Linked DNA regions of Mus musculus: region 1 is linked to region 2. A link is a contact called in ENCODE Hi-C or POLR2A ChIA-PET data. All regions are on one chromosome and are shown on one strand. The core of a region is the stretch at or near the end of the contact, and the rest is flanking DNA. Distances in the headings are between cores, read along the strand shown.

Region 1 (5,810 bases), core at 1,501-4,000, 41 kb after region 2:
GACAAAGCAGAGTGAGTGGTAGCTGGCAGAAAATAGACTGAGGCACGAACTGAATACATGTCCTTAATGTGGTCATCAGCCTCTCTCGGGAGAGCTATTTACTAGCACATGTGTTCATAAACACATTAGAAAAACCTTACAGGATCAGGTGACTTTAAATGCCAATTGTAAACACAGGATGTCAGTTAGATGACAACACCTATTACCATGCTTTTCTCTGGAAGATTAGTTCTTTCTTTCTTTCTCTCTCTCTTTCTTTAAAAGATTTACTTATTTCATTTATATGTAAGTACACTGTTGCTCTCCTCAGACACCCCAGAAGAGGGCATCAGATCCCATTACAGATGGTTGTGAGACACCATGTGGTTGCTGGGAATTGAACTCAGGACCTCTGGAATAGCAGTCAGTGAGCCATCTCGCCAGTCCTAGTTCCATTTTCTTTTTCTTTCTTTTTTTTTTTTTTTTTTTTGGTTTTTGGCTTTTTGAGACAGGGTTTCTCTGTATAGCCCTGGCTGTCCTGGAACTCACTTTGTAGACCAGGCTGGCCTTGAACTCAGAAATCCACCTGCCTCTGCCTCCCGAGTGCTGGGATTAAAGACGTGTGCCACCACACCCAGCTACCTAGTTCCATTTTCTACAGGGAAGTCTGCTCTTCCAAGTGTCCAACGTCATGCTGGGGTGCTGAATGCTTCCCTTCCCTGGGAAAAGCCCCAGTCATTCTCACAAAGCTAAAGCTCATGTGAATGCGATGTGGAAACTTGTGCTGTAATTACAGGGAGTAGGCACCCTTCCCCCACAGGCATGGTCAGTAGCAGGATTTTAAAATATAATCACAAGGGGCTGGCAAGCTGGTTCACAGGTTCAGTCCCCAGCACTCACGCGGTGGCTCACAACCATCTGTAACTCCAGTTCTGGAGGATCCAACACCCTGTTCTAACCTCCATGGGCACCAGGCATTCCCATGGTGTGTGCATACACACTCTCTCTCTCTCTCTCTCACTCACTCACATTCTCTCTCTTCTCTCTCTCTCTTTTCCAGGCAACAGAGTTATACACATAAATTCTAGAAAAAAAACATAACATTCACAAGCTGGACTTGGTAGCATATATCTGAGACCCTAGTACTTGAAAGAGCAAAGAGGCTCACCTCTGGTTTGAGGCCAGCCTGGTCTATACCATGAGTTCCAGGCCAGCCAGGGATAAAAGCAAAATTTGTCTCAAAAAACTCCATTCCCAAAAGAGAGTTGGGGAGCTGGGGAGGTGAGGAGCTGGGGTGCTAGGTCGGTTAGTAGGGTTCTGGGATGGTGACACAAAATTCCACCACTGGAAGACTTGTGACAAGAGGATTCTCTGGAACCCATATAGAGGAGGGAGAGCCCCTACAGGTCACTGTCCTTGACACACTACACCTACACTCACTCTTGCATGCACACACTCATTTCATAAGCTCTGCTGTACCCACCTCCTATGTACCTAGTAATACAAAAAGAATGTGGAGGGGGGAGTTAGACTTTGCAAACTGGGTCATAATGACAGTGGTTTCTATCACTCCCTATCGCCCCACTTCCCTTACAGATAACTCTTCTGAGGGAAGGCAGATACCAACAGAAAACAATGAGGACTCCTGCCACTGGTCTTTTGAGTCCACTATCTTGGATTTGGATCCCCCAACTTGGCGAGAGTTACTGGGCCATCATCACCCAGGTAGACTGATTCCCTACCCACAGAAAGTGTTGACTAATAAAGGTTGTTTTATTTTGTGCATTTGGGGAAGACCGCATATTGTAGCCCAGGCTTATCTCAAACTCCAAATTCATATGTCTCAGCCTCAACTTCTGGGATTACAGAAATCCACCACCACACCTAGGATAAAGATTGCTAGGATAAACCAATAAACTTCTTGTTTGTTATAAAGCAACATATAAGGAATACAAGGAGGCAATGGAAGGAGTAAGAAAAAACGCCAGTACAGAGAAGAAACAGACAGCTCGGTGTAATGAGGCAGGAAGATTGCTTCCAGTTCAAGGCAGCAGGAGGCGGTGGTGGCCTTAAAAGAACATTAGAACTGTGAGGGTGGAATATGAAGACAACCCCATCACCAACCACTCCTGACCGTACCCACCTCACTGCCTTGGGCCTGAACTTGAAGAACATGAACTGATTCTCACTGATACTAAACACACGGGGCCCAAAGAGCGTTAGGATTTAAGGAACATGTCCACCGGAGCACAAAGTTCCTCTGGTAGGTCAACCCCTGTCGCTCCGGGTCACCACAGCGCCCTCCAGGGAACAGACACGACGGAGCAGAGATTTGTTTGGCCAAGTTGAGCACGCTTGAGGGTGCCAGGCCCTGTGCACTGCTACTCTGGGAGCTCAGGCGGGGCCGACCTTAGCTGTGAGCTGCAAGTGGAGGCGGGACCCGCTCCTGGCCCCCACTAGCTCCGGGCGATCGAACGCAGACGGCTTTGGCCGGAACCAGCTCGCGCGTTAAGAGTTACCTAGTCCGATCCTGACCTGCTCTCGGACCTGTCCGCGAGATCCTGCTCCTCAGCAAGTGGTACAGGACTGGCGAGGCTGGCTCAACTGCGGTCCCTGGAATCCGGGATCCACATCCCCAAGGTTCCCGGGAGGACAGCGGCTGAACAGGAGTACAGACTACGCCGGACAGCAGCGCCCCTCCCCGGCGCACCCCGGTCCGCCCGGCCCCGAGGGCAGCGTGCCACGCCCCCACTGGGCCCACCCAGGAGGCCCGCCCCGCAGTAGGCCCCGCCCCAGAGAGGCTGTGACCCCCCCCCTTAGTTCGGCCCACCTGAACTGTGCGTCACTTCCTGCCAGCGGAAGGGGCGTACCACAGCGATTCCGTTCTGTTGACTGAGTCGGTTGCTTAGCAACACGGCCACTGTGTCCAGTGTTGCCCTTTTCGAGCAGAGAGCCTGTTTGTGCAGGAGCATTTTGGCATGATAATGCTGTGATGGCTTAGGCCTGGTGTTCCCATACTAACCCCAGGAATCCATGAATGGAGACAAGACAGAAGGCCCATGCTAAGGCTTCTTTTTTCTAGCCTGCGTATCTTTCCGATCACTTACTGGCCACGGTATTTTCTTTCCTCAGTGCACACGCAGGCACATAGAGACACACACTACGACAGAAAGGGAAGATCAGAGGACAGTTTTGTAGAGCTGGTTCACTTTCGCCTTTATGTGGGTTCTTGGGATCGAACTTAGGTTACAGGCTTGCACAATAGCTTGGCAAGGACTTTTACTCTCTGAGTAGGCATAAATTTTTTGCAACCTACTTTTTTTTTTTTTTTTTGGTTTTTCGAGACAGGGTTTCTCTGTGTAGCCCTGGTTGTCCTGGAGCTCACTTTGTAGACCAGGCTGGCCTCGAATCAGAAATCTGCCTGTCTCTGCCTCTCCAGTGCTGAGATTAAAGGCGTGTGCCACCATGCCCGGCTGCAACCTACTCTTAATAAGGGTCCAACCTCTCCTCTAGCCTACAACCCAGCAGAGGCAGTGGAAGAGAAAAGTTATTAGGATATGGGTGAAATGGACCGGTTCAGCAATAATTCTTTAGGGGTGAGCTAGATCTTCTTGGGCAGCAGTTCAGTCCCATAGCAAACACCAAGTACAATTCAGCAGCTGCAGACCAGTCCTCTAGGGGGGCAGACACCAGACACTAACCACCAGCTGCAGTCCAGTCCTCTAGGGGGGCAGACACCAGACACTAACCAGCAGCTTCAGTCCAGTCCTTTCAGCAAGCAGACACCAGGCAGCTGTAGTTAAATCCTGAAGAAACTTCTAGATTTGCCAACCAGCCTGATGTGAGGCCGCAGAAGCTGCAAGCTGCCATAGGAACCTCACAAGCAGTTCTTTGGATAATTTCTCTCAATGGCAGTGTTACCACAAGGTGAGCTCAACAATGCTATGTAAGGCGAACAAATACATGCGTGTCTTTAGCAAAGAATAGCAAGGCAGAGCAAACCAAATCTCAGTGCTCCTCTCCCACTGTCTGTGGGGTCACATTTATACTCCTTTATCAAGAGTCCTTACACGTGTCTGCTATATCCAACAAGCATCCTTTCACTTGTGTCTGCTTCAGGAAAACAGTCTTTTATGTGTTTGCTTTATCAAGACATCCTTTCAGCTAGGCAGTGGTGGCGCACGCCTTTAATCCCAGCACTTGGGAGGCAGAGGCAGGCGGATTTCTGAGTTTGAGGCCAGCCTGGTCTACAGAGTGAGTTCCAGGACAGTCAGGGCTACACAGAGAAACCCTGTCTCAAGAAAAATGAAAAAAATAAAAAATAAAAAAGACATCCTTTCATCCGTGTGTCTCAGCAAACCATCATTTGGCATAGCTAACTTTCTAAAGAACTAGAAGTTTCCTCTTGGTGTGCCATTACACTGATTTTATATAGTGCTGTTAATCTAACTCAGAGCTTTGTGGTTGGTAGATAAGCGCCTTACCAATTCAGGTACAACCCTAGCTGCTGCTGCTTCTTCTTCTTCTTCTCCTCCTCCTCCTCCTCCTCCTCCTCCTCCTCCTCCTCCTTCTTCTTCTTCTTCTTCTTTAAGATGGAGTTCTTATTTAGCCCAGGTCAGCCTTGCATTTTTTTTTACATATTTAAGGCTAGTTTTAAACTCCTGTTTTTCCTGCCTCTATCATTTGGTGGGATTATAGGCCTGCAACACTACACTTAGTGATCTGAAGGTTGGGGAAGGTTATGGGAGCTTAACCCATGGCCCAGTGTATGTTAGGCAAACACTCTTATCACTGTCACTGATAAGACCCAACCCTCAATACACTTTAAATTGTTAATCTATTTATTGCTGATGGTGCAGTCTTATTACTGTGGATAATTACTCATTACTGTGTGTCCTGGAACTCACTCTGTAGACCAGGCTGGCCTCAAACTCAGAGATCCTCCTGCCTCTGCCTCCCAGGTGTCGGGATTAAAGGCATGCGCCACCACTGTCCAGCTGAGAGAATGTCTTGCTAAAGCAAACACATTAAAAAAAAAAAAAAGACTGGGGGATGAAGAGATGGCTCAGTGGTTAAGAGCACTGACTGTTCTTCTAGAGGTCCTGAGTTCAATCCCCAGCAACCACATGGTGGCTCACAACCATCTGTAATGAGATCTGATGCCCTCTCCTGGTGTGTCCGAGTATAGTGACAGTGTACTCATATACGTTAAATCTTAAAAAACAAAACAAGGGCTAGTGAGATGGCTCAGTGGGTAAGAGCTCCCGACTGCTCTTCCGAAGGTCCGAAGTTCAAATCCCAGCAACCACATGGTGGCTCACAACCATCCATAACGAGATCTGACTCCCTCTTCTGGAGTGTCTGAGGACAGCTACAGTGTACTTACGTATAATCAATAAATAAATCTTTAAAAAAACAAAACAAAACAAAACAAAACAAAACAAAAAACCGACTGTTTTCCTGAAGCAGACACAAGTGAAAGGATGTTTGGATATAGCAGACACATGTAAGATGGAGGAGGGCTGTCCATCCAAATTTTTCTTCCTGGGACTTGTTTGAGCAGAAAGGTTGAGGATAATCATTAATATTTGTCATCAGTTAAAGTAAAAAAGACAGACAGACAGACAGACAAAATGAATCCAGACACACTAGTCCTCCTTTCTTTCTTTCTTTCTTTCTTTCTTTCTTTCTTTCTTTTTTTTAAGACAAGGTTTATCTATGTAGTCCTAGGGGAAGTCACTTTGTAGACCAGGCTGGCCTTGAGCTCACAAATCCACTTGCCTCTGCCTCCTGAGTGCTGGGATTAAAGGCGCTCCACACCATCACCCAGC
Region 2 (5,013 bases), core at 786-3,285:
TCCCTAGAAGGGTCTGCGTGGAATAAAGTCCTACGCCCGGCCAGAATACATACACGCCACGAGGTCCCCACGCGCCCTAAAGTTGCCGCGGGGAATGACCCCCAACCGTGCCGCTCCCTTGCTGCCCCCCGGCGCACGTGGCCGCCGCCCGACTCGGGCGCTCACCTCGGGCGCACAGCGCCAGCCGGAGCAGCTCCAACAGCTGCTCCCCCAGCTCACACGCGTCCAGGCCCAGCATGGTAGCCGCGGCCCGCCGCGGAGCCGCCGCCCGCTCGGCTCAGCCCCGGCGCGACTGCGGTGAGCTCATCCCGGCCGGGAGCGCCCCCCGCGCCCAGCGCCGCGCCCGCGCCGCGCGCCCCCAGCCGCTCCGCGGACCCCGCGCAGCCCGCAGAGACGCGCGTTTCGTCCGCACCGCGCCGGAACCCGGTCGTCCCTGCCGCGCCCGGCGCCGGGACGCGTCGCCAGGGACCCAGAGCTGCCCCACCCCCACGTGGAGTCGGGTCCCCCGGGATCCCCTGGGCGGGGCGTGCTGGCCAGGGACGCCAAGTGGAACAGGTGCGACGCCCCCACGTCCCTGGACTCCCATTATCAGCAAGCGGCGCAGGACACACCTGGAGCCCCCCCCCCTCCGCCCGCAACCCTCCACCTGCTCCCTCCCTCTTGTCTGGGTAAAGGGGACTCCTGGGGCCTATCAGCCTCCAGCTGGGCCACACCCTGTTGGTTCTTGGTACCCACACACTGAAGTGCAGTCCGGGCCACACAGACTCAAGATCTCTTAAAGCTTATTGGTACAGACTGTGAATGTGGGGGGCGGGGAGGGGCGGATGTCTGTGGGGACCTGGGACCCAGACAATTCTGCAGGTTCCTAGACTGGGAAAAAACTAAAGAAACAGAAAGTAGATGCTGAGGGATTTCTTAATCTTGACGTCCAGAGGAGACCTAGGGATGGAAGGGAATGTTGGTTAGTTAAGGCAGGTGACTGGTGAGCTGGGCCTTCAGCTGAGGACCGCAGAACCAAAGGCCTGGATCAGCTTAAGGAAGAAGTAGTGCAAAGCAGTTTCTTGCATTTCTGGGCGTATCCAAGCAGCAGGCTCACCTTTGTTTTGCTGTGCCAACCATGAATGCTGAAGTATTGGGCTAGTGACTACACTGTCCACCACCTTTCCAAAGCAAGATCCTGCAAGGAGGCCCAAGATGCCTGGGAGATGCCCCTGTGCCCTTTGGCAAGTGTGTAATGTTAGACACTGGGGATAGTTTCAGCTGCCAGCAGCCTGCAACCTCTAGAACTGCCTATTCACCCAGGGAGGACAGCTGGCCTGGGGCCAGCCTGACCTTGTGTTTAAGTGAAGTAGGACTGGGAGAAGGCTGGGATCTTTGGGTGATGTACCATATCTGGTTAGGACACCTTTCCAGTCACTCTGATTCATTGGATAAACTCAAATGCCATGTTGAAGGTTCCTGGTCTCAGTAAGGCCAATTACCCCTCCTGTGGCCCCTGGCATTCCTAGGGTAGGGAAGAGAAAGAGGGCATCCGATCTTCAGAAAAGAAGAAACAACCCACTCGTGACTTTAATAAATGGATCAATGACCTGCCAGGTGAGGCTTCCATCATACAAACCCTATGGCTCTACATACCTGTCATATCTGTGAAAAGATACTCTTAGGTCCAGTCAAGCCACACCCTTGACCCCACAACCCTGACTACGCTGGTCTCTGCACTCCTTGCTGGTCCACAAATGGAGTTGAGACTTCAGGACCCTAAACCACTGTTTCCAACCTGATCTATCTGGCTACACTCTGTCCTATTCCAGAGCTTCAGTGACAAGTCCCATCTCTGAGACCAAGCCCTGAGGCAAGTAAGCCACCAGACTAAGGCTCGTCTGCTTTGCAGGCATCTGAGGTTTCAGGATGTCCACACTGCAGGCTATCCCAAGTCACATCTTGCGAGGGCTCAGGCATCTCTGTGGTTCGAGAACCCGTGTATCTCATGGGTCTCGAGGCTCACACGGTTAACCTTAGCGGGCGGGGCCGGCATGGGGCGGGGCGTTTCCTCTCGGGAGGTCCGCCATGGCCATGGTTACCCGCTGCACACCCCACGGCGGGTGCTCCCGAATGCAGAGACCGCATCTCAGCAAGGTGGGCCCTCGGCCTGTGGGCATAGAGTTTGGGCAGGAGAGAGGGCATGGAACGCGGCAGGTGAGGGGGGGGGGCGGTGAACAGACCCAGGAAACCATTGGGAGCTCATAATAACAGCACTGGGTAGCTGGGGTCCTGGCCTTTACTGCCTCAGTCTGTTGTCCCTGCGTAGGTGATCTGGGGAACCTGGGGGCAAGTGTGTGCGATCTGAGTCACTCCCCTCACCCCACACCCACCCCCGCGTTCGCTCTCAGATGGAGCGGGTAGTCGTGAGTATGCAGGACCCTGACCAAGGCGTGAAGATGCGGAGCCAGCGCCTTCTGATCACTGTCATTCCCCACGCGGTAGCGGGTGAGGCTCGTGGACACCCTGGGGGAGCAGGGCGCCGCGGTCTCCGCCCACTTCGCTTCTCCTGTGTAGGCAGAGACCTCGTGGAATGGCTGGTTCAGAAGTTCTGCATCTTGGAGGATGGTGAGAGTCGGCGCACCGCGGCTTGGGGCGGGGACTGGCAGAGCGCTCACTTTCCTTCTCCTTAGAAGCCCTGCACCTGGGCACACTCCTGGCGCAGCACGGCTACATCTACCCACTGCGTGAGTCCCGAGACCTGACACTCAGGCCGGACGAGACCCCCTACAGGTTCCAGGTCAGGCCCCGGGTTGCAGGGTGCACCCCTACTTAGGGAGGGTGGAGCTTACTGGGGTTGGAGCGGGACGTTGTGACATCACTAGAACGAACCCGCCTCCTCCCCACAAAAATCTGGACTGAGGCAAATCCAGGGAGCTTCAACTTTCTGGTGCTGCAGCACTCACGCAAAGGTCTGCGGGGCATTCAGCTGGGGTCCCAGCAGGTCTCATCCTTGAAATTTTCTCTACCTGGTGTAGTGATAGGATCCCTGCATCTCAGTGTGTGAGTCCAGGCCAACCCAAGCTCAGGTTCCACTGGCATTCCGAGTCAGGGAGGTAGTCCTTTTACAGGACCCGGAGTTCCAGGTAGAAAGAATGGGCAGTGGTAGCGCACACCTTTAATCCCAGCACTCAAGAGGCAGAGGCAGGAGGGTCTCTGTTTGAGGCCACCCTGGTTTAACAGAATGAGTTCCAGGACAGCCCAGGCTACACGGAGAAACTCTGTTTCAACCCCCACTTCTCCCAAAAGAGAATGAGCAGTGGTCAGCTGGAGCATCTCATAAGGATGCACCCTCTGACGTCACTGCTGGGTGCTATGAGCTGGTGGGCGGTACTTGGGAGAGAAATGGGAATGTCTTTGGATGTCATTTTCCCTGCACAACACAAGACACCCTACTTTTGGACAAGCACTATGTGGCCAGCTGCTGAGCTAGACTATGGTAAGTGGGATGCGTGTACATCCAGACTGGGAATGGGTGGTCCCAGGGCAAGGCCATGGGGTTAACAGTGATGGCCCTCTGCATTATGTTCCTGTCCTTCCAGCCATCTATCTGGCTAAGAAGAACATCCAAAAACAAGGGGCTTTAGTGGACTATGAGAAGGTAAGCCCTCCAGCAGGCTAAGTCCAGCAAAGACTCACCCCTTGAGCCAGAGCATGCAGCCTAGGCTACTAGATAATCCACACATACCCCTGCCCACTCACTGCAGCCTCACTGGGAAGGGCCCCAGACGGGGAGGCTTAGGGTTCCCAGAAGGGGAGGCAGCCTCTGTTTAAGCCCAATGGGTTGGGATGGTTTCTGTACCATTAACTCCCTGCAGTGTCCTTGAGAGCTGAGGCCCATATTCCAGAGGTAGGCCTGTGTGGGGGTTAGCAACTCCACCCATTGGATACCCTGCTGCCCTGCAGGAACATTATGCCCTGCTGCACAAGAAGATCAACCATGCATGGGATCTGGTATTGATGCAGGCTCGAGAGCAGCTGCGGTGAGACACCACACCACAGCTGGTGGGACACAGAGCTCAGAATGTTCAGGGTGTCGCCGAGCTGGTCTCTGGCAGCCTTGGGACCAAGAACATGACGTCACAGGTTCCACTGCCCGTGGCCGAGCGTGGGGAGTGCTGTGCTAGGATCAGCTCCCTCTCACCTCTGCCTATTCTTCCCAGGGCTGCTAAGCAGCGGCGGAAGGGAGACAGAATGGTCATTTCGTGTCAGGAGCAGACATACTGGCTGGTGAATAAGCCCCCTGTGAGTCCCTCATGTGGTGAGAGTGGAGGAGTTTCCCTGGGAATGAGGCTAAAGGGGTCTGTGTGCTTTACTAAAAGACCCTTTCAAAACTGCTTTCTTAAGCTGTGGGCAGGGAACTTTGTTTCTTGGTTGACAATGCAGAGGTGACATGGTCAGGTCTGAGGCTGCCTCTAGTCCCAGACCACAGAACAAGCCAGGTTAACTCTGTCTAAGGGAGACACATAAGAGCCAATGCAGGGCTGAGAGTCCCAGGCCACAAGGTGAAAGCTGATCTCAGCTGCAGCAGAAGGACTGGGGGTGGGGGTGAGGGTGGGGGTGGGGCAGCGCTGGGAAACAGAGGTTCTAGCACATGACTTGAGGTCTGCTTACTATACAAGGGGATCACCCTGAGTCAGGGTGGGCAGAGAGATGGGGTTCAAGGCCAGCTCAGGGCTCAGTTCCCAAGTTTCAACACCAAACAGTTAAGGGCATTGGAGACCGTGAGGCTCAGCACCCTCATCTCTTCATCCTTCTGCAGCCTGGGGCACCTAACATTTTGGAGCAGGGTCCTGAGAGGGGCTCTTACAACCCCAGTCACATGCAGATGGTAAGCCCTTCACACCTTCACTCTAACTGCTGCCGCTTTAACCCTAACCCTAACACACTTTCGGTTTCTTTGGACGCTCACCTGTCCGTTTATCATCTGATCCACCTAAATGTGCTCAATGCAGCCACTCCAAGGTCCCTATT

What was found. A loop is a pair of places that touch in the nucleus more often than their neighbours do. ChIA-PET counts read pairs that join two places held with the same protein, here RNA polymerase II (POLR2A).
Region 1: a map of left cerebral cortex shows a loop between it and region 2 (3-fold over the local background). The contact joins the promoter of Fam234a here to the promoter of Rgs11 in region 2. A Hi-C loop is called at or near these places in 6 of 37 maps with a recorded cell type or tissue (CH12.LX, adrenal gland, gastrocnemius and 1 more). POLR2A ChIA-PET finds 5 or more read pairs at or near these places in 3 of 5 experiments (Patski and embryonic stem cell).

What each region holds. Positions count from the first base shown.
Region 1 is chr17:26,241,492-26,247,301 of GRCm38, forward strand. It overlaps Fam234a (family with sequence similarity 234, member A), which reads right to left and starts at 2,751. Exons shown (of 13, transcript NM_001206335.1): 1 at 2,515-2,751.
Region 2 is chr17:26,200,906-26,205,918 of GRCm38, forward strand. Rgs11 (regulator of G-protein signaling 11) reads left to right here and starts at 2,036. Exons shown (of 17, transcript NM_001081069.2): 1 at 2,036-2,136; 2 at 2,391-2,487; 3 at 2,557-2,607; 4 at 2,673-2,779; 5 at 3,427-3,478; 6 at 3,582-3,640; 7 at 3,946-4,022; 8 at 4,203-4,284; 9 at 4,802-4,870. The coding sequence starts at 2,068. Arhgdig (Rho GDP dissociation inhibitor (GDI) gamma) reads right to left here and starts at 445. Exons shown (of 6, transcript NM_008113.3): 1 at 166-445. The coding sequence starts at 238.